Linked DNA regions of Homo sapiens: region 1 is linked to region 2. Evidence: chromatin loops called from intact Hi-C (ENCODE). Cell type or tissue: MCF 10A. All regions are shown on one strand. Links, peaks and the distances in the headings refer to the core of each region. The heading gives the core; the rest is flanking DNA.

Region 1 (5,379 bases), core at 123-5,122, 48 kb after region 2:
CCTCAACAACTTAGCATTTTTTTGTGCATGGAGAGGTCATTAAAAACCTATTCTTTTAGCAATTTTAAACTATACATTTTTATTAACTGTGGTCACCATGTAGTACAATAGATCACTAAAACCTTTGCCCATTTTTCTATTAGAAATTTGGTGATTTTCTTATCAAGATGTTTAAGGTCGATATACACTAGAAATAGACACATGTGGTCTATCACATCTACTGCAAATATTTTTCTCGTTTGTCGTCAGACTGTAACTTACTGTGCTTTTAAACAAAGTTGCCCACATGTATTTCTAGTTTTAAAAAAAGATTTGTTTTTACATTTCATTCCTTACCATCTCCAGAATTTATTTTGCTATAAATGGTTTACTTCTATTTTTCTAATAAGTTACTGTAGGTTTAACAACCATTTAGTTACATATTTCAGGCAAAAAGCACTAGAACTTTTCTTTTTGAAACTAGTAGCTGAAGTTGCACTTTGTCCAAAGCCAAAAAGAACCCGCAGATGCCCTTTGTTACCTTAGAAGTGTTGATTCAGATTTTGGAAAGTGAATGATCAAAAAGTGTTGCAGGAAGCTTCAGTGTTTCCAAAGCATTAGCATTAAGGAGAGTGGAAAGGCCTGTTTGTGTCTCTGGGTAAGTAGAGATGACTTAGGGCTTTGGTCTGGGGATTTTCTGTGAGTGCATGAAAACCCTTAAGCAGGGTGGCATTCAAACGCCACTTCCTCTGCATGCTTTCCATAGGTCTGCGGTCACAATTCTGCCAAGAGGTTAGTGAATGGAGGAAGCCCTTTTATCAGGCAATTTTCTAACACAAAAGTGTTTGCCCTTCCTGAAATGAAGTGATGATATACTTGTGTAAAAGAGGAAGCAGCAGGCAGGGTAACTGAATGTTTGTCACTCCTCTCTGGCAGGTTTTAGATGCTTCAGCAAGAAGATACAATTAAAAACATTTCTCACACAAAAATCTCCCCAGCCCACCAACTTGGAGGTAGCCGGTATCAGAAAATGTGTTTTCTTGGCATTCAGTACAGCCAATGGCGGCATTTAAGTAGTTTGTGAAGAGCCAGATTTGACCTGTCATTTGTTCTCCTATTGCAGAGGCCTTTTGCGGCTTTTTGCTCCCCACCAGTCATTCACTGTATTTTGTGACAGTCCCCAATTCTCCTTTAGGGACATCTTGTCCCCTACCCACTCACAAGTGTCTTGGTCTTTCTCCATCACCTGCCACAGTGATTGGCAGGGGCCCAGTGAAGGTCAACCCAGTTTTCTTGTTTGAGCCCCTGAACTGCCTGGCCATCCTGCCATAGGAAGAGCCCAGGGGTGAGTCAGCTACAGAAAGGCCCAGTAGGAGCTCAGCCTTGCACCCTAAAGTCAACTCCCTTCCTGGACATCTCAGTTGCATGAATTAATACATTCCCTTTTCTCTCTTACAGCAGCTTAAGTTGGCCTTCTTCAGGGTTACATTTTTTTTTAAGTCTTTTTTTTCTTTTCTGATATGTAGTCTCACTCTGTCACCCAGGCTGGAGTACAGTGGCATGATCTCGGCTCACTGAAACCTCTTTCTCTTGGGTTCAAGTGATATTCTGCCTCGGCCTCCTGAGTAGCTGGGATTGCAAGTGCACGCCACCATGCCCAGATAATTTTTTTGTATTTTTTTAGTAGAGACGGGGTTTTGCCATGCTGGCCAGACTGGTCTTGAACTCCTGACCACAGGTGATCCGCCTGCCTTGGCCTCCCAAAGCACTGGGATTACAGGCATGAGCCACTGTAATCCTATAAAAGTCTTAACTGATAGAGTTACTCTGTTTTACTCCACATACACACTAGCAATTTTACTCCCTCCTTGCAATGAAAGGTATTGCTTTATAAAGGTATTGCTTTATCTCATTGTTTTACCCTTGGATTATTGAGAATAGGCTTTTTTTTTGTTTTGAGACAGGGTCTTGCTCTGTTGCCCAGGCTGGAGTGCAGTGGTGCAACACAGCTCACTGCAGCCTTGACCTCCCAGGTTCAAGCAATCCTATGACCTCAGCCTCCTGAGGAGCTGGGACTACAGGCATGCATCACCATGTCTGGCTACTTTTTTTACTTTTTGTAGAGATGAGGTCTCGCTATGTTCCCTAGGCTAGTCTCAAACTCCTGGGCTTGAGCAATCCTCCTGCCTTGGCCTCCCAAAGTGCTAGAATTACAGGTATCAGCCGCCGCACCTGGCTGAGAATGGACTTTGTAATAACTTTCCCTATGCAGGCCCATTTGAGATGAACGGGAGATGCCAGAAGTGCCCTTGTACTGATGCCCCCACCACCAAGCACTTTCCAGACCCAGGCTCAGCTTCATCTCCACCCCTGGGATCTCCAGGTTTAATACTTTAGGGAAACTTCACTTTGCTGGCACTCAGAGTCGGACTTGGAACAATTCTGCAGGTCAGCCCTTGCACAGCCATGAGAGTGAGTTACCTACTTCTCTTCAAATCTGGCGCCCTAGGTGCCTGGCTTGCCTTGCTCAAAGCCAGACCCTGGCCCTCCCGGAGGGGAACCAATTTTCTTTTTGTAGCCCCACACTGGGGTTTTGCCCTGGGATTTCACCTCTCACTGGGGTTTCATAGCAGAAGGTTTGATCCTCTGCCAAGAATCACAGTCAGTCATGTCAGAACCTGGTGATTTGCTAGAGAAAAAGTATCATTTGAATTTAGATTCTGAAAGCATCCACGCTGGTGGCTCCTCACCTATCTTTTCTTATTGTTTTGCTCTGAAGCAGAAGAACCAGGATCGTTTCTAATTCCAAGCCACTCAAAAACAGCTGATAATTTTTGTCTTTTCTCTTTTCTGGAAGAATATGGATGTATTTTGCCTCCTTCTTCTAACTTATTTGATCTTCTGATGGCCTTTATCTCTGCATGAGGAGCAGAGCCTTTCTGTATATAAATCCATGAAAACTGTAACAGTAATTCACACATATGATGGGCTTTATGAATTTTAGCTATTAGTATTTTTTACATATTATTTCTACTGAGTAAAGACAGACTGTTGATTACTATTGATAGAAGTACCTGAGGTTCTCATATATATTTTAAAACACTCTGAGATTTCTAAAGTAGAGGGAACATCAAAAGAGAAAATTTTTTATGATTCAGGGTATCACCTCTAAATAGCAGCAGTTGTTACGGCCTTGATTAGGTAATCAGTGCCTGCACAACCGCTGAATCATAGCCCTCTTTCTTCTTAATGGAAACTCACATGGTCATTGTGTTCACTTTCTATTTTTGAAATATACCTTCATGGGTGGAATTTTTGGTGAGGAAGTGAGGGAAAACTAGGGCTATCTAATTCAGAAATCTTGTGTGCAATCACATCAATCTGGTGAAAATAATTTTTTTTTGCTCTAAGTCAACTGATTGGAGGTGAGAAAGGAATAATGGTCATTTTATCTAATTTCCAGCAAGAATAATAAAGAGATAAAAAGGAATCAAATAAGCCAAATTAATCTGCCATTATTTTAATCAAGAAGACAGAGCAAGCCAGATCCTGAGTCACCTTCCTCCCAACTATTTTTATTGACTTGAAATAACAAAGGATGGAAGCCTGAAATGACCCAGATCAGTTTTCTTGGTTTTAGTGCCCAGTGGATAAAGCATATCCTGGAATTCTCCGAGGTGGGGACTGTTTATATAAGTCACTTTTCTGAAAATGGATTTTTTTTAAAGCTGGGGAGAAAGAAAAAAACCTAAAGTCAGAGAAAAACTTTCTGTTGGCCACAGATTAAACAACACTTTTTAAAAATTGATGGTTTTGCTAACTTTGCAGAAAACGAATTCGGTATTTCTTTAGTATGTGCTTCTTGGAGGCATCAGTCACTCCAGCATGCTTGAGAAAAACTCTTAACAAGTAAAAACAGTAAAGCAGAGCCAGAAAAGGGTTGTATCTGGGCCGATTCAAAGCCAGAGTGTATTCAGGCATTTTTAAATTATGAACAACGCATTTTGGACATACAAAGAAGGACAGAAATGATGAAATCAACACCCATCAAACAATTACATTCTCTCAAGGACCCACTAATGGCCCTCCTCACCATCGGAGGTGACCACTATGGTGGATTTGGTGTTTTCCACTCAGCAAGCCCACTCCCACGTCCCTCTGCATATGTGTCCTGGGGCTAGGCACAGACAGCATGAACTGCAATCGTGAGATATTAGAACAGCCTGGCCGGGTGCGGTGATTCACTCCTGTAATCCCAGCACTTTGGGAGGCCAAGGTGGGTGGATCACTTGAGGTCAGGAGTTTGAGATCAGCCTGGCCAACATGGTGAAGCCCTGTCTCTACTAAAATATAAAAATTAGCCGGTTATGGTGGAACACACCTGTAATTCCAGCTACTTGGGAGGCTGAGGCAAGAGAATTGCTTGAACCTGGGAGGCAGAGGTTGCAGTGAGCCGAGATCGTGCCACTGCACTCCAGCCTGGGCAACAGAGCAAAACTCTGTTTAAAGAAAAAAAAAAAGCTCACTCAACAAGTCCATTTTCAAAGTTGGTTTTTACAAGATATTTTCTATGGTAGATTGATTAATTGATTAATTAATGGTCTTCTTTTTTTATGGAGACAAGGTCTTGTTTCATCACCCAGGCTGGATGATGCAGTGGCATGATCATAGCTCACTGCAGCCTCAACTCCTGAGCCCAAGTGATCCTCCCACCTCAGCCTCCTTCATAGCTGAGACCACAGGTGTGCATCACTACACTCAGCTAAGGCCACCCTAGATCAGCCAATAGCTACTGAACTCCTAGATAGATAAGTGATCTCAGTCAAGACCAGCCAAGCCCAACCCAGATCAGATGAACCCCATAGACTCATGAGCTGAATAAATGTGTGTTGGTGTATGCCAATGAAGTTCTGTGGCTGCGTTTTAGTGGCACAGAGAGCGGACACGCCCTCTTCCCAACTGTTCTGGAGACTCCATCCATGTTCCTACCTCCCTGCCAGCTGCAAGTAATTAGTAATAACTTGAGTTATCTCAAATAACTCAAGTTTTTTGAGACAGAGTCTTGCTGTGTCATCAAGGCTGGAATGGAGTGGTACAATCATGCCTCATAGGATCTCGCTCTGCAGCCCAGGCTGTTCTCAAATTCCTGGCCTCTAGCGATCTTCCTGCCTTGGACTCCCAAAGTGCTAGGATTATAGGTGTGAGCCCTAGTGTCCAGCCCCAAATGAACTTTTTTTTTTTTAAGACAGGGTCTCACTCTTTCGCCCAGGCTGGAGTGCAGTGGTGTGATCTCCACTCACTGCAGCCTCTGCCCCCAGGTCCAAGCAATTCTCATGCCTCAGCCTCCTGAGTAGTTGGGATTACAGGTGTGCGCCACCACACCTGGCTAGTGTTTTTTGT
Region 2 (5,379 bases), core at 141-5,140:
AGCCCAGCTCCAGAATGAACGAAGCCCCAGGCTGATGCTGCATGGTAACTAATGTTGACAATCTTAACACTTCAATTCCCTTCAGAGACTTTGATATGAATGTTCCAGAACAACAGTTCTGTCCAATCTGCTGATCCCACAGACGCAGGAAATGACAAAACACCCTGTCCTGCAAGAAGACCCCGTTGCCTACACGAGGTTTCTGACAAATGCTTTTTCCTGACAAACACGTGAGCTCAGCTTTGCAGAGGATGAGAAATCAGAGGCTAAAAACTGAGGATGGTCTCACGTGGAGCCCAGTCTATAAGTGGAGGATCATAGTGCATGGAGACTGAAGGGTATGGGGAGGGACCATAGGTAGCTTTTAAGCCTATAATCTTCTTACTCTTGTCCAGATGGCTTAGCTGTGTATGTCTTCAACAACGGCTTGACATGGTTAGTAAAGTACTGGACTTAAGGCTCTGGGAATACAAATACAGCTGTCTTTAGGATGCAGCCAGGTAATGCCTGGGTACAAACTGGACAGAGCAATATATGTCATATTAAGCAGGCATGATGGCCTTTGCTTCTAAAAGAAACATGCATTTGCCTATTTTTCTTGAAACACATGGGTTTCTGTATCATTTTCCCTCTTGGTGGGGGCATGTGGGTGTAAACTTTATTTCCCTCTTCCCTGTAAGTAAAATAACATAGCAAGTGGGTTGATAATTGGCAACTTATATTCAGCCCAGTCACAGGAAGGGGTAGGGTGGGGTGGGGATCAGGTATGCTGGGAGGGTGTGGCCACTGCTCAGCTCACTGGGGTTAGTGCCTCATGGAACCCAGCATTGCCAGGTCTTCCCGTTGCTGAAGGAAAATCAGAAATGTAGATACTTGCAAAAAATCTAATTTTTAAAGTTTGGTAACTTATTCAGATCTATACACATTTTTAAATATATTGCAGGACAAGCTAACAAAACCTGTCTGTGGGTGAGCTCTGGCCCTCAAGACCATGTGTTTGCAGCCTCTGCATAAACTAACTGGAAAAGAGTTAACCCTTGAACTTTCTTTCCTCATAAAAATGTCGCTCTTTGGCAATAACACTTTCCCAAATCTTTTTTGTGTTCTGTTTGACTTACGAGGCATAAATAAAAAGTACATCCTGCCATGTGAACTTCTACCTCCTCCACACGGTAGAAACACTTTCCTGTTTCATCGTTGGATGCTATGGTTTTTGAATCCTTTTTCTTTAAGAACTTGCCTTTATCTCATTCCTTTGGGCCAGAAGCCTACTTTGCTGAGAAAACTTGGCAGGTTATATTAGGAAAGTGCGGAGCCTAGCAAATTCCCCTATCAGCTGCTCTGAAACCCATGACCCCACAGAGCGGAGCCTGTGCTCTGCTATTTCTGCCTGCCCTCGGGAGGACGTTTTATCAAAAAACACATGAGGCACTTCTGGCCTGTATGCCCAAGACAAGTTTATGAGCACCGATTTAAATGGGCATAGGGAATACCTCTTGGTAATAATTGTCTTATTTTATTGTTACCTTGATTGCCAGAACAACAACAAAAAAGGTTTTTATGACTAGTAAAAGGAAAGGGGTTAGCCACTTCTTTCCTCTCCCACTAGGCCAAGAATTCACTTCTCACCCCTTCTCCCTGCTTTCTATTTGTAATTAGGCCATAGATGCTATAATCCAACGGGCTTTATAATTTTACCTCCTGGGAACAGCTACTCAGTTGGGTCATCCTCAGGTAACAGGGGTTTATGCCAAGAAAAGATGAGGAACAAAAGCAACAGGAAAATTAGGAACTCACAGACAGTTGTGCTGAGGGAGGCCTCACAGGGACTGAAATTCAGGACTCCTGTCTGGGACCAAGAGCAGTTCCTGATCCCAGGGGCTCAGTTCCATTGAGGAGACATTGAACCCCCAGCCCACAACAGGAGGAGTTCACCCATCCGCCACCTTTATGGATGCTGGACTGAATCGTGTGCCCCACAAATTCATATTTTGATATGCTAGCCCCCAGAAACTCAGAATGTGACCTTCTTAGGAGTTAAGGCCTTTAAACAGGTAATAAAGGTAAAACGAGGTCACACGGGCAGTTCCTACTCCAATGTGACTGGTGTCCTTAGGAGAAGAGGAGATGAGGACACAGGCACTTGCAGGAGGAAAAGCGTGTGCAGACACATGGAGCAGATGGCCACCTGCAAGCCAATGAGAGAGGCCTGAGAGGAAGCCACCCTGCCCAACGAGAAGCCAACCCCGCCGACAACACCTTGATCTCCAGCTCCAGCCTCCAGCACAGCGAGAACTCCGTTTCAGGGCTCAGCCACTTTTGCCCCTGTTGCTCCGCAGTTACCGCCACCACCCACCATCCTAGCCCCTGAATATCTCTGTGTCCCCACTTGAGCTGACTCAGAACTTCTGCCCCTGCAGAGCACTCCGGTCAACCCTCCTTGCAAGGTGCTGGGTCAGGTGCCCCATCCTGTTGCAACCCTATGTCCAGGAGGTCACAGGATATGCTCTGAAGCCACCTAGGGCTGTCTGCCTTGGCATGAGCTGCAGGAAGGGACTCCCTTCCAAGAAAGAAGTACGTCTATACACATGTGTGTGCATATGTGAAACATGCTTAGGTTGGCACATCCCCACCCTCATTTATCCAAAAGCCAGTTTATTCTAGAAAATGTGAACTAGTCTACAGTGATGATGAGGTGGGGGTTTGCAGTGGGGTTTGAGAAAATTTTAGGGAGGAAAGACATGCTTTGTGATTCGATTGCGTCCATGATTTTGATTATGGCCATGGATTTATGTTTATCTTCCCAAAACTCACGAAATCATACCCATTACAACATGGATGCTGTTTATTGCATTAAATGAAACCTCAATAAAGTTGATTTTTGTTAAAGCCACTTTAGGAAGCTAGTTTCTGGATATTTGGCACCATTGGGGTATGACAGAGAAGTCTGGAGGCTTAGGCCAAGTGCTAGAGAGGGCTCAGAAACCTCCCCTGGCTCAGCCTGTAACATGAACCTGCAGTTTCTCCACCTTCTTGGCTTGGCAGACAGTGCGGTTGGTAGGCAAGGACCGGCTGTGTTGCGAAATGCCGGCACCAACTCCCAGGCAGCTAGAGTGAGCAGCAGAGTCAAATGAAGGTGTTGAGCAACCACTAAAGAGGAAGTCTCAGCTAATTATGGTGATGATTGCTATAGTGGTGATCTGACACCTCCTTTTCAGGGAGTATAAGAAAATACCCTCTGGTCTGAGCCCCTCTTGTTCATCCCCACTGTGTTCAAAAACTACATTTTCTCAAAATTCGATTGCAATTGTAGCTCGGTTTCCATTTTGGAGTGCAAGCTTTGATATCCCCATCAGTACAAGTATTTAATGAGGCAATGTTGCTTGCAACATAACCTGGAAGGAATCCTGCTAGCATCTAGAAGGGACACGCCCAGACCATGCCAAGCCCTGGCTTCACTCTTGCTGGGTTTGGTACATGCTGAGTTGAGCAAGGATAGATGGACCAATTACATTGCTATTAATTAAAAAAAAATAGAGTTTAAAGACACAGAGAATTTTTTTAATGTTTTGAAAACAGAAACAAATATTGATCAGATATTCCTTTTTAATAAACCTCTTATTGAGCTACAGCATAATACAGAAATGTGCACCAATTATAGAGGAACAGCTTTATTGCTGTATAACACAGTATTCTACTCTATGACAGCACCATAATTTATTTATGCATTCTACTCTTGCTGAGTATTTGGATCCTTCCCAGTTTGGGGTGCAGGGGATGACAAGGTAATGCCTTTTCCTCACTCATCACAAGGGTTGTGGCTGACACTCTTCTACCAAAAGACAGGCCAGCAAGAGAAAAAGTATAACACATATGTTTATCCAAGTTTTACATGATATGGGAGACTTCAGAAGTGAAGACCCAAACCCCAGGGAAAACTGTTTCATTTTGCCCTGTTTTGTATGCTAAGTCCGAATAAAGAAGTGGATAGTTGTGGAGAAGCGTGATTGGACAAAAAGTCCAATGATAATAAAAGGGATGGAGTGGGAGAACCCAGCAAAGACCCTTTACTTGTTCAGGTTCTTTCCGTTTTTTTCCTTTCCTTTTCTTTCTTTCTTTCTTTCTTTTTTTTTTTTTTTTTTTTGAGACAGTCTTGCTCTGTCACCCAGGCTGGAGTACAGTGGCGCGATCTAGGCTCACTGCAACCTCTACCTCCAGGGTTCAAGTGATTCTTGTGCCTCAGCCTCCCAAGAAGCTGGAATTACAGGAGTGCACCACCACACCCGGCTAATTTTTGTATTTTTAGTAGAGACGGGGGTTTTACCATGTTGGCCAGGCTTGTCTCCAACTCTTGGCCTCAAGCAATCTTCTCACCTTGGCCTCCCGAAGTGCTGGGATTACAATGCAACTGGCCTTTAATTTTTTTCTTAGATTTATCATTTATTTTTTATCTTTTAATTTTTTACAGTTATTTAAGATTTTTAAAATGTTTGTTCATATTATTGGCCTCTGTGTATACAGCATTTCTTCCTCCTAGATCCAAGCAGGATCCCTCTTGGAAGAGGGTCTTATGGCCTACCTTCAGAGGAGGCGTATCAGAGAGTGTCCTTTCTAGCTTTTGTGGCTTGCCTTGGGGGAAAGGAGTTCTAGTTTCTATGACCCACTTCAGGAAAAGAGGAATCCTGGTTTCTATGACATGGCTTGCGGGAGGAAAGGGAGAGGAGAACAAGGGCAGGAGGAGGTCAGAGGCTTTGCTTCTGAGGCCCCTCCAGTCTCCTTCAGTTCAGAGTACTCAGCACGCCAAGGGGCCATACTTCAGGGTATTGTGTGCTGAGCCCCAGGCAGAGGTTAATATGAACTGTGCTGCTGTGAACATTTTAGTACATTTCCATAGATGAGTACATGTTCAGAATTCTGCCAAAAATGCTTGGCTCAGATGTTTAGTTTTCTAACAAATAATTTTCTAAAATGACTGTAGTAACATTTACTTCCACCATTTGTATATAAGCATTTCTACTGTTTCTCCTCCTTGCTAACACTGGTTTTTATATCTTTTTTTATTATAGCCATTCTGGGTCAAAAATTTATTTGAGAAAAAAATTGATAAGCTGGGAAGGAATCGTCATCATAAATATTTTCTATTGGGCAAATTTTGTTTCTTTTTATTTACTTTTTACTTTTATTATTTTTTTTAAGAGATAGTGTCTTGCTCTGTTGCCCAGACTGGAATGTAGTGGCATCATCATAGCTTACTGCAGCCTCAACCCTCTGGGTTCCAGCAATCCCACCTTAATCTCCTGAGTAGCTGGGACTACAGGCACACACCACCATGCCTGGCTAATTTTTTTTTTTTTTGGCCAGGCATGGTGGTATGTGCCT

The links. A loop is a pair of places that touch in the nucleus more often than their neighbours do. Peaks named below come from ENCODE experiments on the same cell type or tissue, not always from the same donor. Only the 100,000 strongest peaks of a DNase experiment are listed, where the experiment ranks them.
Region 1: a loop joins it to region 2, with 3 times the contacts of the local background. A loop is called at or near these places in 9 of 110 quality-filtered maps.

The regions. Positions count from the first base shown.
Region 1 is chr20:20,730,015-20,735,393 of GRCh38, reverse strand. The region is part of intron 1 of LOC105372555 (a long non-coding RNA gene); the gene reads right to left. Among named protein-coding and RNA genes, the nearest start is that of RALGAPA2, 20 kb to the right of the region's middle. In MCF 10A, for the core only: no CTCF peak of the experiment used is centred there; DNase peaks (open chromatin) are centred at 2,623 and 3,203.
Region 2 is chr20:20,778,345-20,783,723 of GRCh38, reverse strand. No RefSeq gene overlaps it. Among named protein-coding and RNA genes, the nearest start is that of RALGAPA2, 68 kb to the right of the region's middle. In MCF 10A, for the core only: no CTCF peak of the experiment used is centred there; DNase peaks (open chromatin) are centred at 3,083 and 3,413.